Linked DNA regions of Homo sapiens: region 2 is linked to region 1. Evidence: read pairs that join two places in POLR2A ChIA-PET (ENCODE). Cell type or tissue: HCT116. All regions are shown on one strand. Each heading gives the region's core, and the rest is flanking DNA. Links, peaks and the distances in the headings are about the cores only.

Region 1 (7,933 bases), core at 1,355-5,354:
CTGAGGCTGAGGCGGGAGCTGGAGGCCTGGGAGGTAGGGGAATGCCATCAGGGCCTGGGAGGTGTGGGGAAAGAGGGCACAGGCTCAGCCTTGAACCTGCTCTCCTGTCCACAGGAGGACGTGCAGCAGCTGGTGTGGCAGCAGGTCCAGAATCAGCTGCAGAGAGAGGCCAAGGGTACTCGGGGAGCCCACGTGGACCCTGGAGCTGCCAGCACCCCCCGATCCAGATTCTCCCTGGGTCGGGGACGTTGGTGGTGACACAGACCTCAGCCCAGGACTTTGGGAGTAGTGTCTTTATTCATTAAAGCCTGAGGTCTGACCACCCCTGTAAAACCTCGTGCCCACACAGTGCCTGTCTGAGTCCTTCTGTGCCCAAATGTGGAGCAGGCTGCAGAGACTTGAAGCCTGGGGTTTTGTGCCTCCTTTTTGTTTTGTTTTTTTTGAGACAGAGTCTTGCTCTGTTGCCTAGGCTGGAGTGTAGTGGTGTGATCTCGGCTCATTGCAACCTCTGCCTCCAGGGTTCAAGTGATTCTCCTGCCTCAGCCTCCAGAGTAGCTGGGATTACAGGTGTGCACCACCACGCCAGGCTAATTTTTGTATTTTTAGTAGAGACAGGGTTTCACCATGTTGGCCAGGCTGGTCTCCAACTCCTGGCCTCAAGTCATCCTCCCGCCTTAGCCTCCCAAAGTGCTGGAATTACAGGCATGAGCCACCACGCCCGGCCATCTTCTTGCCAGCAACTCTTAGACCAGGAAGCCTCGGATGGCAGCTATGAAGTCCTGTGGGCGGTCAGCGTGGATCCAGTGGCCAGCGTTCGGCACCGTCTGCATCTGGGCCCGAGGGAAGAGCCGCATAATCTCAGGGTGGTGGCTGGGACTGTGCATCGCAGCGACGGCCATCAAAAACGGGTGAAAGTGGGATGAGGAGGAGTGAAAGAGACACGTGGAAGCAGAACGGGGAGAAATGGAGAGAGCTGTGTGAGCCCATATGCCCGGTGGTATTTCTGGCCTCTCAGCCACCCCCCTTCCACACCCAAGGCCTCCCCTGGTAGGGTCCCCAGGCTGGGGCCTGGGCGAGTAAAGCATGCCCCTCCTACTACCCAGGCTAGCTTACTGCACGAACTGGGAGTTTCCACCAAGGAGAAAGAGTGTTGGCCCGAGGTAGGACTCCTGCCTCTGTGGGAAAGCCAAGATCTTGTCTAGGTGCTGGGTCAGGGCATCCAAGTTCACCCTCCACACGAAGCGCCCGTCTACCTCTACCAGGTTAGTGAGCAGGTGCTGCCGCACGGCCATGTCCTGTGGGGGTGCAGCAGTTGGGGGAGGTTCCTTGTGCGGTCTGGGGGTGCCACTCTTCCCTTGACAGGTCCTGGTCTACAATACCATCCGGGGCACCTTGGGTGTATCACCTGGATGACAGAACTGAGCTGTTCATCCGCCAGTTTTCGGGCACGGGAGCGGGGCAGCTCATCTGCGATGTTGATGGCCCTCATGGCTGCCACATAGGTTGCAAAGTGGGAGACACCTGTGCTTTCCACTGGGCTGATATCTACAGCAATGAGACGTTCCACCAGCTCTGGCTGTGGGAGAGAACCGAACTGGGACCAGTCTTAGGCAGACATAGGGAGTCTCAGGCATGGCTCCTGGAGCCTGAACTTGGTCATCCAACGATCATGTGAGTCCCAGGTTGCCTGCAGGGCCCTCAGGGTATATACTGAATGGGAGGAGGCCCCAGACATGGGCGGCTCACCCTCTGTAGTGCCAGCAGCATGGCTGTCTTTCCTCCCATGCTGTGGCCAACGACGACGCAGGGCACCAGGCCCAGCTGGGGCAGAAGGTCCTGCAGGTCCTGGCTCATGATCTCGTAGCTCATGTCTGGGCTGTGGGGGCTGTCACCGTGGTTACGAGCATCCACCGTCAGCACCTGGGGAGTGGGGTGAGACGGGGCTGCGTTGATATCCCCATTCTGGGGGTAGACAGCCAAAGGCTTGTAGGGACAGCAGGTCAAAGGTGTGGAGAGCCTGGGGATACACCCTGTGGAGGGGAAGGGCCCAGTTTCCAGACCTAGGAGGCCCAGATGAAGAACCTGGGGCCACTCTGCCAGAGAAGAGCAGGCCCCAGGGTTGTGACCACGTCTCTGAAGGGCTGGCCTGGCTGGGTGGCAATCTCGGAGAATGCCAGGAAGGAGACTCCAGGAATTTCCAACAGTAGGAGCACAGAAGAATGGGCTGCCATAAGAGGTGGTGAGCTCCCGGTCATCCCTAGTGAACAAGCAGGCCCCTTCATGGAAAGGGTGCAGGCGCCTAGGCATGGGCCAGCCCCGATGGAGATCTACAACATGAATTAATGAAGATGGCAACGTGAGGGAATAAATGGGGTTGCCGTTCAGGGTCCATACTCAGAGTGAGGGATCTGGAAGTGAGCGTGAGAAGCGGGACCCCCCCTGCCCCGCCTCCTCTCAGGCCCCGCCCACTCCCGCCCAGCCCCAAAGGAGCCCCGCCCACTCGAAAGCTCACCCTACGGCCTGTCTGCTGGGCCAAGATCTTGGCGATGGAGTTGAAGTTAGTTTTGCTGCCGAAGAGCCCGTGCAAAAAGACGACGGCCGGGAGGGCTGCCTCCCCGTCCAGAAGCCTGTAGGAAAGCGGAAGCGGCCTGGCAGGGGAAGGATCGAGGTCAGAGTCTGAGCCGGCGGAGACGGGGAAAGGGGTAGGGGGAAAGAGCTTTGGGGGAGAGGCCTGGGAGGTGACAGGCCCAAAGGGAGGAGATGGGGCCGTCGGGGCCCGGCAGGAAAAGGAGGACAGAGGATGGCCTCCCGCCCGGTGCCCTTGACTGACCTCGGCTCGGCGCCCCCTCGGCCGCCGCTGCTGCTGCTGGGTGCGACAGGCACCCTCGCGAAGCTAGGGCCGTGGGGGCCGAGTCCCTCACGCGGGAGCCTCCAGGCTCGGGTCCAGCGGAGCATGCTTGCAAGCTGTTGGCCGGCTCGCATCTCACAAGGTACGTCCTCCCCGCGCTCCTTCTCCCGCCCTAGCTCGCAGCCCCGCCCATTTCCGTCTTCAGCCGCCCCGCCCAGTTCCGACTTGAGCCCCGCCCTCTCCCCGCCCCCATCGCGGGATTCTCCGCCCTTGGTCCCGTTTCCTTACGTATCCCCGAGAACAGTCCGGCCCCGCCTCCATCCCCGCCCCTTACGCCATTACGTAATCCCCGCAGGCTTTGCGCGGGTCGCCCTGAGCGCCGCACCTGGCCTCGCCCTAGGCTGGGCAACCCGCGGTGCTTGCCCCTCCCCTCGCGAAGCGCCGCGGTGCGTAGAATCTGGGAATTCGGTCTGCGCCGCTCTGTGCGTGCTCGGTTCTGGTTGCAGCTTAGGGCTCGGTTCCCGCCCCGCACCTGCCATCGCTCACTGACCTGGGTGGCTGCCATCGTTTCTGTGCCGCCGGCGGGGGCGAGCGGCGCCAGGGTGGCTCTGGGCGGCGGAGTGCCAGTGTGGTGGCGCCGTGCTCCACTGCCGGGGGCCCGGGCAGGTTGGGCGGAGCACGGACACCCACCCATCCTGGAGTCGTCGATCTAGAAGGAGCTCGGGGGCACTCTAGAGCTCTTCCCCAAGCCCCTTCGTCCCTTTTACGTTTGGGGAAGGCTCCCCCAGTCTGATCCCACCTGCTTTTCTGCCCATACTCCCCATTCTCATACTCCCCTATCAGGCACCCTGCCTTTCAAGGTCTTCTCCACACCCCACCTCCTGCTGGGGTGCTGTCTGTCTTCCAGATAGCCAGTTGCCCGAGTCCTATACTTTTTTTTGGTGGGGGTCTTACCCTCGCCCAGGCCGGAGTGCAGTGACGCGACCGTAGCTCACTGCAGCCTCGACCTCCTGGGCTCAAGCGATCCTCCCGCCTTTGCCTCCCGAGAATCTGGGACTACAGGCGCAGACTAATTTTAACATTTTTTTTTTTTTTTTTTTTTTTACTGAATCATGGTTACAATTTTTTTTTTTAGGCCGGGTGCGGTGGCTCACGCCTGTAATCCCGGCACTTTGGGAGGCTGAGGTGGGCAGATCACCTGAGGCCAGGAGTTGGAGACCACCCTGGCCAATATGGTGGAACCCCGTCTTTACTAAAAATACAAAAATTAGCTGGGCGTGGTGGCGGGTGCCTGTAATCCCAGCTACTCGGGAGGCTAAGGCAGGAGAGTCGCTTGAACTCAGGAGGCGGAGGTTGCAATGGGCGGAAATCATGCCACTGCACACCAGCCTACCGGACGGAGACAGACTCCGTTTAAAAAAAAAAAAAATTGCCGTGGGTGGTGGCACGGCCCTGTAATCCCAGCTACTGGGGAGGCTGAGGCAGGAGAATCGTGTGAACTTGGGAGATGGAGGTTGCAGTGAGCCGAGATCTTGCCACTGCATTCCAGCCTCAGTGACAGAGCGAGACTCCATCTCAAAAAAAAAATTTTTTTTTTAAAAAATAGAAGCGGGGGCTTGCTATGTTGCCCAGGCTGGTCTCGAACTCCTGGGCTCAAAGTGCTGAGATTACAGGCATGAGCCACCACACCTGGCCCAACAAAATTTTTTTTAGAGAAGGGGTCTTGCTACCTTGCCCAAGCTGGTCTCCAGCTCCTGGCCTCAAGCGACCTTCCTGTCTCAGGTATATGGCTTTTATTTTATTTTTTCTGAGACAGGGTTTCACTGCGTCACCCAGGCTGGACTGCAGTGGCACAATCACGGCTCACTGCAACCTCTTCCCCCTGGGCCCAGGCAATCTTCCTGCCTCACCCTCCCGAGTAGCTGGGACCACAGATGTGCACCACCATGTCTGGCTAATTTTTTTCTGTTTTGTAGAGATAGAGTCTTACTATGTTCTAGGCATAGCAAGGGGACAGTTTCAGGCTGGTCTGGAACTCCCAGACTCAACTGATCCTCCTGCCTCAGCCCCCTGAGTAGCTGGAATTACAGGTGTGCTCCACCATGCCTGGCCTCAGCTATAGGCCTTTTAAGGCATTGTATAACTGCTGCCTCCTCCTCAAGCCTTCGCAGACTTTCTGAGTTAAAACTAATCTCTTTCATGGAATGTTCTGGAAGCATTTCTCAGAGGCTACTGTGTAGTATTATAGAGGCAGCCCTCCCTGTGTGTCCACAGCGGGAGCTATGTCTTGTTCATCTGGTGCAAAGTGGTAATAGTCATCAAGAGCTTCAGGGCACTGGTAAATGCTTATGTGGAAGTCCTGCGGGTGGCTGGGTTAGTGGCCCTCCCGGATATGACACCTGGGCCAGCTAGTCTTACACTGACCCCTCCCCCACCTCCTTAGGGCGGTCCAGGACCTACAGGATGAGTCCTAACTTTTTTTTTAAAAAAATAATTAATTAATTAATTATTACTATTATATTTTGAGACGGAGTTTTGCTCTTGTTGCCCAGGCTGGAGTGCAATGGTGCGATCTTGGCTCACCGCAACCTCTACCTACTGGGTTCAAGCGACTCTCCTGCCTCAGCCTCCCGAGTAGCTGGGATTACAGGCATGCGCCACTACGCCGGCTAATTTTGTATTTTTAGTAGAGACGGGGTTTCTCCACGTTGGTCAGGCTGGTTCAAACTCCCGACCTCAGGTGATCTGCCCGCCTCGGCCTCCCAAAATGCTGGGATTACAGGTGTGAGCCACTGCGCCTGGCCATTAATTTTTTTTTTTTTTTGAGACAGGGTCTGGCTCTGTCATGGAGGCTGGAACCTGGCTCACTGCAACCTCTGCCTCCCGGGTTCAAGCAGTTCTCATGCCTCAGTCTCCCGAGTAGCTGGGACTACAGGCGCGCATCACCACACCTGGCTGATTTTTTTCTGTTTTTGGCAGAGACAGGATTTCACCATGCTGGCCAAGCTGAGGATGTGTCCTAACTCTGTAAAGCTCCATCTCCTGCTTAATGGGACCCTGAGGTGTTTGGTTCCAATCTGAGGAGGGCTGAGGTCACCGAGGACTCTAAGCACACCAGGTGGTGTGATCATGTTTCCCGCATAGTAATTAGGGGAGTGATGAGGACATCTGAGCCCTGTATGGGGGCTGGTCCCAGGCCTGGGAGGGGTCCTTGGAGAGTGTTTTTCTAGAGTTGGTGGGTGTTTTTCTAGAGTTGGTGGGTGTTTTTCTAGAGTTGGTGGGTGAAGGGCGTGGGGGTTGAAGATTCAGAACAATAGTATTTCAAAGGTGCTTTTTTTTGTTTGTTTGTTTTGAGAGAGTCTCTCTGTTGCCTATGCTGGAGTATAGTGGGACAATCTCAGCTCACTGCAACCTCTACCTCCCGGGTTCAAGCGATTCTCTTTTGCAGACTCCCAAGTAGCTGGGATTACATGTATGCGCCACCATGCCCGGCTAATTTTTGTATTTTTAGTAGAGACTGAGTTTCACCGTGTTGGGCAGGCTGATCTCAAACTCCTGACCTCAGGTGATCCTCCTGCCTCGACCTCCCAAAGTGCTGGGATTACAGGCATGAGCCACTGTGCCTGGCCTCAAAGGTGCTTTCAAATTGATCCCTGCCATACACCCCACCCTCCACCAGGTAATCTCAGCCTGGCCCAAGATCCCCACATCTAGGGGCAGAAGCAGCCTTGAGATATTTACTCAGAGTCCTGGGCCCCAGCCCTGATCAGGTGGCTGATGAAGGCAAGCAGAAAAACCAGTTGGTTTGATGTTTCCACTTGAACATTCCAGAGAAAGTGGTGGGGGCAGGGGAGGGGTCGTTGCTACCTGGGAATGGATCTGGGGGTGGTGTCATCCTGGGGGCTGCCCAGCCCTCTCAGCTTGTTAGGAACAGGCCAGGAAGCGTGCTGTTGGTTGGCGAAGGCCTCCTTCTAGGGGAGGCCAGAGGGGAGGACTTCCGGAGCCCCTGACATGTGGAGGTGAAGGTGGGAGGTGAAATGGACTATCGCTCTTTGGAGGTCGAGTGTACACTGCCCCATCCGTGTTCCCAGGCTTCCTGTGAAGTGGGAGGGTGCCGTCCTTATTCTGCTGATGAGGAAAGAGAGGCTTGGACGGCGAAGTAACCCAGCTCCAGGTCACTCAGCCAGTGCACAGCCCGGATTGTTTCCTTCACTGACTCCTAACGCAGTGCTCCGTGTATTTCATCACCACCCTTCAGGCCGTGGGGACCAAGGGCCGAAGGGGTGCGGCCTGAGGCGGCCGGGACACTGCGCCTAGGTGGCGCGGTGGCATTGAATGGGTTAAGGAGGGGAGGTGGCGGGTGTCCCTTAACTGCACCTGGCCCAGTATCGGTCACGTGGCCAGGGTTTCACCTGCCCCGCTGAGCAGGGACAATCAGGCTGCTTGTTTTGTGGCCGGTCGCCATGGTGACAGCAGCTTGCCAGGGGCGGTCATGGGGCAAATTCCTGCTGGCCAGCCGGGTGGGGCAGGAGTGTCAGCTGTGCTGGCACCAGTCGGGGCTTCCCGAAAGACCCCTGGAGCTTTCCCGTGGGGCTGTCCCTGGGGGGCCCCTATGTGACTCCGCTCGAAACCTCCTCCCATCTCAACCCCCACATCAGCCCAGCTTCTCTCCTCCCAGATTTTGAACCTGAGTTGATGTATTAAGCAGCCGGGATTTTCATATACGTTATTGTGTTTAATCCTCACACAGCAACCTTTCCCATGTGGGAATGGTAATCCCTGCAGGTCTGCTGCCGGCTGCGCCTCCCCTACTACTCACCCAACACTTTGAGAACACTGGCTCCTTCCTGCCTTGCTTCAACAAGCCCAGATCCATTAGAGCCTCTCACTGCACGCCAAGCACCTTCCTAGACGCAGCCGTGAACAAAACAACAAATTAATCTCACAACAAAGGATTATGTCCGAGTATTTATTTTCTTCGGAACAGGTTAGGTTGGCCCCAGTCATCCAGAGAAGGTGGGGACGGTACAGGATCAGGCCAGGGCTCTGGTATCCAGAACATCTCCACAAGCTCTCTCTGCCACC
Region 2 (9,151 bases), core at 3,624-7,623, 89 kb after region 1:
GACTCTGCCTCAAAAAAAAAAAAAAAAAATTGAAAAATTACAAAGCTCAAACCTAATCACCAGTGTGGCTGCTCCTGGCCCCACCCTGCCTCCTGCTCCCCAGGGGAGGGGACAGGTCAGAGAGGGGTGTGCCCTTCCAGGGGCCTGAGATGATCCAGACATGGGAGCTGGCAGGGAATGAGGGCTCCGGCAGGGCTGGGTCAGTAGGTACACCTGGCAATAGGGCAAAGATCTGGCAGCTGGACTTCTTGGGCTCTGAGAAGGCAAGAGATTAGTATCTGTGTGTGACAGGAGAGGGCGTGGCTGGTGTCCACCCATCCATGCTGGGAGACGTGGGAGAGATGGGGCGGGGACACAGGGCAGGAGAGAGGCCAGGCCTGGGGCCTCTGTGCCGGGAGGGATAATACGATCTCTGAGTCACCCCGAAATGGGGTGAGATGGTGCTGATGATCCCGGATTCCTTGGTTTTGTCCCTGGCTCTGTCACTGCTGACTCATGGGCTGCCGACCTAGGAGTCTCCTGGTCAGCGTGCGGGTTTCTCTCAGCCTCTTGGTGTGTCACAGAAGCAGACAGCTTCTCTGTAAACCGTCATCCTCAGGGGTGTGCCCGGCTTCTGGGTTCTGTGTTCTGGCATCCTCCGATATTCCAAGAGGAAGCAGGATAGGACGATCCCAGCTCCTTGCTCTGCCTACTGGTGACAAGACCTGTCCTGGCCTGGGACCAGGGGGGCTTCTCTGGGAGTCCTGGTTGGTCCTGAGACAGGGACACCCTCCCAGTGAAGCCCTACCTCCTCTGTCCTCCATCACCCAGCCCACAGCAAGGCCACCCTCCTGACTCTCCCTCCAATTAACCCAAGCTCCTGGGTTGCGCCCTTGAGGCCCACACCGATGCTCCCAACTTACTTTCCAGCCCTATTCCCTCACCTGTCTGGCTTCCGACTCCTCAAGTTGAGTTTTCCACAGATACTTCCTCCCCACACACACACCCGTTTTTGTCCCTGCTACTCTCCTTTTGCGAGAGCTCTCTCCTCTTCATAGGTCTCTAAGCTTTTACTCACCCTTCAGGTCTCCTCTCCACCTGCCACCTCCTCCAGGAATCCTGCCTGGTGTGCCCCAGGTAGAGTTGATTTTTCACTCTCCAGTGCTCACACAGAGCTTGTTTTCCCTGCGTGGGAGCTGTTTATTTAAATTCAGGCTGGCCTGATTACACCCTGATGAGCTCCATGCCAGCCCTGGGCCTGGCCCAGTGCGCTCAGCATGTCCTTCCAGAAAGAATGAAGGAATAAAAAAAGACGAAGAGTAATAAATAGGAGAGTAGGGGTAGAGGATGAGCCCCAGAATCAGACATTAGGCAGGGTGTGGATACCAGTCTTGCCATTATTCTGGTGGCCCTGGAATGTCACATCAGTTCCCAGAGCCTTAGTTTTCTCATCTCTAAGATGGGAATGGGCTAGGCATGGTCACACCTGCAATCCCAGCACTTTGGAAGGCTGAGGCAGGAGGATCACTTCTTGAGGCCAGGAGTTCGAGACCAGCCTGGGCATCATCGGGAGAACCTGTCTCTACAAAAAAATAAGAAGTTAGCTGGGTGTGGTGGTGCACACCTGTAGTCCCAGCTACACCAGAGGCTGAAGGTGGAGGTTTTCTTGAGCCCAGGAGTTTGAGGCTTCAGTGAGCTACGACTGTGCCACTGCACTGTAGCCTGGGTGACAGAGCGAGACTTCATGTCTTAAAAACAAAAACAAGAGAACAACAATGATGCCCCTGCACTGTTTTGCAGTGAGATAAAATGACTTCCTGTTATTCAATGTTATCCGAAGGCATTTAGGTTAGTGCCTGGCCCCGAAGCAGGTGCTCAAAACATGGTTTACTGGCTGGCTTGCTCCCTGAGAGGCCAGGGCAGAGGTGCCTGGCAGGAGGAGGCTGCCCTGAATGGGGAGAGGGAGGGGTGGGGCTGGAGAGGATTGACTCCTCCATCAGATTAGAGGGTCTTCAGGAATTCCACCGCCCTTAGGTCCTCTTCCTCCCTCGCCTCTGGGAAATTGGAGTAAAATCCAGTAGAGACAGGACTGCCCTGAAGTGAGGAGGCGGGAGCCGGAGGGAGTCGGGGAGGTGGGTGGGAAGGAGGGTTTATGGACCTCCCTGTGAAGTGGGGGAATGGCCTGTGAAGGGCTGGACAGCTGGGTAGGATGGTGGGAATGCTGAAGGTCACGGTAAATACGGGCTTGCTAATTATTTATTTATTAGAGATGAGGTCTTGCTCTGTCACCCAGGTTGGAGTGCAGTGGCATGATCATGGCTCGCTGTAGCCTCCAACTCCTGGGTTTAAGTGATCTTCCTGCCTCAGCCTCCCGAATAGCTGGGATTTACAGGTGTATGCGACCATGCCTGGCTAATTAAAAAAAAAAATTTGTTTTTGAAAAAGGGTCTCACTATGTTGCCCAGGTAGGTCTTGAATTCCTGGCCTCAAGTAATCCTCCTGCCTCAGCCTCCCAAAGTGCTGGGATTACAGGCATGAGCCACCATGCCTGGCCAGGTGTTTTGAAACTGACAGACATAAACTGAAATCGATGCACCGATTTGGGGTAAAGTAATTTAACAACGGTCCTCTAAGTCCTGTCCCCTGTGTAAGCCTCCTCCCCTTCACACAGTCATCTCTTCTGAGTCTCTCTAACTAAGCTCTCTCACCGAGTCCCCTCCCTTTGCTCAGCCCCTCTCCCCATCCTTGCCACCAGAAGTGCCAGACCCTGGGACTCCAGCCAGGAGGCATCAGTATGGTCTTTCTTCTCTTCCTTAGAAGAAACCCCAGAGGTGGCCACCGCCCCCACCCACGGCCCACGTGGTGCCCAACCTGGGGGCAGCACCCGCTCAGCCAGTCTCGCCAGACTGGTCAGCCAGGCCTGCCATCACCCAGCACCAGGCCGAGGGGGTGGATGGTCCGCTGGTGTGGGCGGTCAGGCTGAGGGCCAGGGACTCTCCTGTTCAGCCTGGTGCCAGGACTCCAATCTGAGCTCAAGGACTTCAGAAAGAAATAGGATCTTGTTGCCTAAAGAAAGAAAAAAATTCCATCCTTTACTATTTTTTATTTTTTGAGTTGGAGTCTCACTCTGCCTCCCAGGCTGGAGTGCAGTGGCGTGATCTCGGCTCACTGCAAGCTCCGCCTCCCAGGTTCACGCTGTTCTCCTGCCTCAGCCTCCCAAGTAGCTGGGACTACAGGTGCCCACCACCATGCCCGACTAATTTTTTGTATTTTGAGTAGAGATGGGGTTTCACCATGTTAGCCAGGATGGTCTCAATCTCCTGACCTCGTGATCCGCCCACCTCCGCCTCCCAAAGTGCTGGGATTACAGGCGTGAGCCACCGTGCCCGGCCTACTGTTTTTTATTTTTTAAGAGACAGGATCTTGGTCTGTCGCTCAGGCTGGAGTGCAGTGGTGTGATCTCAGCTCACTGCAACCTCTGCCTCCTGGGTTCAAGCGATTCTCCCACCTCAGTCTCCCGAGCAGCTCCCGACCACAGGCACACGCCACCATGCCCAGCTAATTTTTAGTATAGACGGGGTTTCACCATGTTGGCCAGGCTGGTCTAGAACTCTTGGCCCAAGTGATCCTTCCACCTCAGCTTCCTAAAGTGCTGGGATTACAGGTGTGAGCCACTGTGTCCGCCCTAGGAATCAATTTAATATACACTGGCTTCCCTGGCTTTAGTCTTCCTGTTCCCAGAAGACGTGGAGTACGGGCTCTGGGAGCTAGACTGCTCAGCTCACAGAGATCTTTTTGGCTGCAGGACAGTGGTCCATCACTGGCCCTGGGGCTCAGATGCCAGCGGGAGCTTGGGGTTAGAAGGGAGACTTTGTTTTTGCCCCTTTGCTAGGGACTCCCAGGGAGCTGAACTCAGGGCAAGCTGCATGTGTGTGTGTTACAACTGGGGACTTGGGGCCAGGCGGGGTAGCTCACGCCTGCAATCCCAGCATTTTGGGAGGCTGAGGAGGGCAGATCACTTGAGGCTAGAAGTTCGGGACCAGCCTGGCCAACATGCTGAAACCCTGTCTCTACTAAAACTACAAAAATTAGCTGGGCGTAGTGGCGAGCACCTGTAGTTCCAGCTACTCGGGAGGCTGAGGCAGGAGAATCGCTTGAACCTGGGAGGCAGAGGTTGCAGTGAACCGAGATTGCACCACTGCACTATAGCCTGGGTGACAGCGACATTCCGTCTCAAAAAAAGAGAACAAAACAAAACAAAACAAAACAACTGGGGACTTGGCCAAGCCCCTGGAACTCTGGGGACAGGGGTCTGAAAAGTCCTAGCTCCCACCTGTTATGATCAGGATCCGAACTGCGCAGCAGCTGCTTTGCGTACGGAACTTTGCTCCCTCCTCTTGTTATTAAACTTTTTGGCTCACAAAGCATTTTTACTTCCTTCTCTCATTTCATGTGTATCTCAGACTGGGGAGTGGGCCCCAGTGTTCTCATTGTACAAAGGAGGAAGTTGGGGCTCAGAGATGGAATTGGCTTCTCCAAGGTCACAGGGCTGGTAGGATGGCTTATGGATACACAGCTTCCCAGCTTTTGTCCTGAGCTTTTTGGCTCATGAAGCATTTTCACATCCCCATCTCATTTCACGTCTGTTTTTGTTTTTGATCCTGGAGGGGGTGCAACATCCTCATTTTTACAAAGGAGGAAGCTGTGGCTCAGAGATGGTTCCTGGGCTGGAAAGATGGTTTATGGGGTGGGCAGAGATGGGTGAGCTGATCTGGTGGTTTTTATCCTTGATAGAAACCAGCAGGTGTGGCCAGGCGCAGTGGCTCACGCCTGCAATCCCAGCACTTTGGGAGGCCGAGGCGGGCAGATCATCTGAGGCTGGAAGTTTGAGACCAGCCTGGCCAACATGCTGAAACCCTGTCTCTACTAAAACTACAAAAATTAGCTGGGCGTAGTGGTGTGCGCCTGTACTCCCAGCTACTCGGGAGGTTAAGCCATGAGAATTGCTTGAACCCGGGAAGTGGAGACTGCAGTGAGCAGAGATCGTGTTGTCTCAAAACAAAAAACAAACAACAAAAACAACAAAAAACAACAACAAAAAACAAAAAAAAGCACGTGATCCAATTCTGTCAGCACAAAATCACACAGTGCATGTTATAAAGAAGAAAAAGAAAATAAATGAGTGCCAACCCTGTACTCTCTGACCCCAAAACCAAGGTGATGAATGGCAGATGTCTTATAAGGTGTTCCTGTAAAAGATCTTCGGGCTTTGGGAAGAGGGCCAGATGCAGGCCTAGAGGTAAATTTCCTTGTTTTCCTCTGCCTTAGGGCTATGGGAGCTGGAGCGGAGAGGAGAGAAGCACCTTGCCTTTGCTGGTGTTTTTCCCGCAGCAGGTGGGTGGGACTGAGCCAACGGTCTCTTGGCATCAACAAAGCATCAACAAATCTCTCTCCAGCTCCACTTGTGCTGAGCTACTGGCTGATCCCCAAGGACATCCTTCTGGCCTCTCCTTCACACCTGGGTCCCCTAGCCCTGCGTGAGCTCTGTGCTTCTTCCCCTGCCCTGTGTCTGCTCTATGCCTGGAGCCTCTGTACCTGCCCTCTCCTCAACCCCCAACCCCTCCCTGCTCTCAGCTCCCGATACGCGTGGCTATGCCTGGGAGGGAAGGACAGCTTCTTAGGGCCACAGGTGGACTGTTGTAGGGCTTGCATGCTCCCCTCCCCCATGCCTGCTTCTCCAAGTGGCACTTGGCTGTGTCCCAGGAAAGCAAGGGCAGGAAGTGGCAGGGCGGGGGCCGGGGGCCGGGGGGGCAGGAGGCGGGCGGGGGGTTGGGGGGGGCAGGTTCTGGCCATCTGGCCAAGTCACGTGTCTACTCAGAAAGCTTGTTAAAGGCTACCTGGCTGGGACCACAGGTAAGAGGCACCTGGGGAAGGAGGCACCCATGCTGGAGTGCCCACCCGTCCTGGGCAAGGCCCTGGCCTTCTCTGGGCTTCAGTGTACTCCTTTGAGCCAAGGCAATAAAAGTCCCTGCCCTGCTGACTGGCAGGAGGCTGTGATGAGGTCATCTCCAGGAAAGCACTTATCGCCAATCATGATGTTACTTATCTCTGGTGTTATTCAGCCCATAGGCTCTGTGTGTAGAGGGAGCCTTGTAAAGAAAGCCCCAGGGAGGCGTGGTCTGGGCAGAAACCATCTCTGTTTGCTTTGGTGTGTGTGCCTATGATGGGGGTCAAGGTATAGGAGTGTGATTTGAAACTGGAGAATGCTTCGTTCTTTCCATCATCAAACATGTCTTTTTTTTTCTTTTTTTTTAGATGGAGTCTCGCTCTATCACCCAGGCTGGAGTGCAATGGCGCGATCTTGGCTCACCGCAACCTCCATCTCCCAGGTTAAAGCGATTCTCCTGCCTCAGTCTCCTGAGTAGCTGTGATTACAGGCGTGCGCCATCACACCCAGCTAATTTTTGTATTTTTTAGTAGAGATGGGGTTTCACCATGTTGGCCTAACTCCTGACCTCGTGATCTGCCCATCTTGGCCTCCGAAAGTACTGGGATTACAGGTGTGAGCCACTGCACCCGGCCCAAACATTTCTTTTTCTTTTCTTTTGAGACAGAGTCTTGCTCTGTTGCCCGTGGCTGGAGTGAAATGGTGCGATTATAGTTCACTGCAGCCTCAAACTCCTGGCCTTAAGCGATCCTCCCATCCTGGCCTCCCAAAGTGCTGGGATTATAGGCATGAGCCGCAGCAACCACTCCTCACATTTCTTGAGCATCTGTGATGTATCAAGCCAGATGCTGGGCACTGAGGTTGCAGAAGGCATTGTTCCTGTCTTCTAGGAGCCCCAGGCTAGCAGGGAAGACGGATGTGTATAGAGTTAACCACAATACCAGGCCTCAACTTCCCGTCTGTAACACAGGTGGACCATGCTAGATTGTCCCAGCCTGCCCTGTGCTTCATTAGCCGGTCAACAGATCCATCTCAAATACCTCCCATGGGTACTCACTGATTGCTTTAACCCAAACCATGGCACTCTTGAAGACTTTCCCTCAGGAAGCTCAAGGACTATGCATCCTTCTGGGTCAGAACTGGACACACAGCCACCAGTGCTGGACAATGGCGGCGGCTCAGGGACACACTGGAGCCCTGGCCCCTGCAGAGCTCCCAGCATGGTTGGGAAGAGAGATGCAAAATGACCACACGGCGGGTGAGGAGGAGCTCCCTCGGTGCGGCTGGGATGAGCCCTAGACACTCTCAATCACCCCCACGATGACCCCTTCCCAGAGGTCCCCTCAGTCATCTGCCCTGAACCAAGCTCTTCCTGATCCTAGACCCTCCACCCTCCCTCTATCTTCCAGGGCTTGGTGACATTCCAGGCAGAAATTTCTGACCCTTTTACTTTGGTCCCTCCCTCCCCAGCCCAGTCTCTGGTCAAACTGGATTCCTGGCTGTTCCCAGAACGAGCTGCCTTTCCCCACCTTGCCACCTCTGCCCTTGTTCTCTCTGCCTGAATGTCCTCCTTCACTAGCCTCGCTGCCTTGCACATCTCTCCTGAGGGCTGTCATCCCAGAATGAGCTGCATTTGTCCAGCCTGGCCCACCGTCTACCAGAACGTCCTCCTTCAGCCTGTCCCACTGCCTTGCAAAACTTTTCTGGGGGACCTGTTCACGATGCCTTCTGTAGCATACTCCAAGAATCCGGCGCCCCCTGGAGTTGTGCCACACAGCACCCCTTTGCAGTCAAGCTCCCTCAGCACCACCACCTCCACCCTGGAAGAGTTCCCCTTCCCTTTGAAATCTCATGGGACTTTGCACCCACTCTGGCTTTATTGGAAGGCTTTGTATGTCTCCACAGGGTAAACACCCATTTACTGGGGTGATGATGTCTCCAGGATCTAGTTCATGTTTGTCGTTGGTGACTGGCCCCACCCAGTTCTGGGCAAGCAGGCTGGATCCCGGCAGGAACAGAGCCCACCAGCCTAAACTTCCATGGAGGTGGAGAGGGGACAGGCTTCTGTCTCTTTTTGGCTGAAGGTGCATCATGTCCAAGGCCCCTCTTCTAGCCAAGCAGAGAAGCTGGGTGATAAGGATGGGTGAGAGTGGGTGATGTACCCCGGAGTCCTGGCCTCCCGGCTCCTCACTCCCCTACACGTAACTTTATCCGGCCAATGCCGCAAAGACTGCTGGTGAGGCCAGATGCATGAGTGATCATACTCACAACAGTCGTGAAACTGCCAGTGATGAAACTGGTAAGGACAAGAAATGACAATAATCAAGGTGGGGTTTCTCGTGGACGTTTCCAAGACTTCATTCTCAAATTCTCTCCCTCAGGGTCCCCACCCTGTCCTCCCACCTAAGCCTGGAATGAGGGGGCACTGGCCTGTGGGGACCCTGGTCTTCAGGCTCCCAAACCTGGCTGGGTCTGGTTGCCCCCTGGCCTTAACCTGTGAACATCCAGCTGTCCCTGGGCTGTGATTCAGTGTCTGTCTCCCGGGTGACCTCAGCATGGGCTTTGAGGAAGGGGAGAGAGTAGTTTCTTCTGAGACTGGATAGTGACTCAGGGACCCGGGGCTGGGGCCTCAAAAGTGCCTTTGTTGGCCTGGGCTCAGGAATCCAGAGAAACTGGTCAGGAGGAGGCCCCAGTGACAAAAACCCCTCCCTCTGCCCCCGCCCCTCTGCCAGAGCCATATAACTGCTCAACCTGTCCCCGAGAGAGAGTGCCCTGGCAGCTGTCGGCTGGAAGGAACTGGTCTGCTCACACTTGCTGGCTTGCGCATCAGGACTGGCTTTATCTCCTGACTCACGGTGCAAAGGTGCACTCTGCGAACGTTAAGTCCGTCCCCAGCGCTTGGAATCCTACGGCCCCCACAGCCGGATCCCCTCAGCCTTCCAGGTCCTCAACTCCCGTGGACGCTGAACAATGGCCTCCATGGGGCTACAGGTAATGGGCATCGCGCTGGCCGTCCTGGGCTGGCTGGCCGTCATGCTGTGCTGCGCGCTGCCCATGTGGCGCGTGACGGCCTTCATCGGCAGCAACATTGTCACCTCGCAGACCATCTGGGAGGGCCTATGGATGAACTGCGTGGTGCAGAGCACCGGCCAGATGCAGTGCAAGGTGTACGACTCGCTGCTGGCACTGCCGCAGGACCTGCAGGCGGCCCGCGCCCTCGTCATC

The links. Peaks named below come from ENCODE experiments on the same cell type or tissue, not always from the same donor. Only the 100,000 strongest peaks of a DNase experiment are listed, where the experiment ranks them.
Region 2: POLR2A ChIA-PET joins it to region 1 with 12 read pairs; 15 of 35 experiments call an interaction of 5 or more read pairs at or near these places.

Annotation. Positions count from the first base shown.
Region 1 is chr7:73,735,816-73,743,748 of GRCh38, forward strand. ABHD11 (abhydrolase domain containing 11) reads right to left here and starts at 2,987. Exons shown (of 6, transcript NM_148912.4): 1 at 2,831-2,987; 2 at 2,513-2,648; 3 at 1,747-1,920; 4 at 1,406-1,576; 5 at 1,114-1,295; 6 at 279-876. The coding sequence starts at 2,955. The coding sequence ends at 744. It also overlaps the pseudogene BICDL3P. RefSeq lists enhancers at 2,786-3,443, 3,444-4,100, 6,324-6,858, 6,703-7,902, 6,859-7,392 and silencers at 3,008-3,107, 7,187-7,306. In HCT116, for the core only: no CTCF peak of the experiment used is centred there; DNase peaks (open chromatin) are centred at 3,146 and 5,203; H3K4me3 peaks cover 2,697 bases; H3K27ac peaks cover 3,867 bases.
Region 2 is chr7:73,822,306-73,831,456 of GRCh38, forward strand. It overlaps CLDN4 (claudin 4), which reads left to right and starts at 8,691. Exons shown (of 1, transcript NM_001305.5): 1 at 8,691-9,151. The coding sequence starts at 8,897. RefSeq lists enhancers at 1-1,146, 5,050-5,697, 5,698-6,345, 5,894-6,188, 8,377-9,079 and 1 more. In HCT116, for the core only: no CTCF peak of the experiment used is centred there; DNase peaks (open chromatin) are centred at 5,468, 5,726 and 6,056; H3K4me3 peaks cover 1,276 bases; H3K27ac peaks cover 4,000 bases.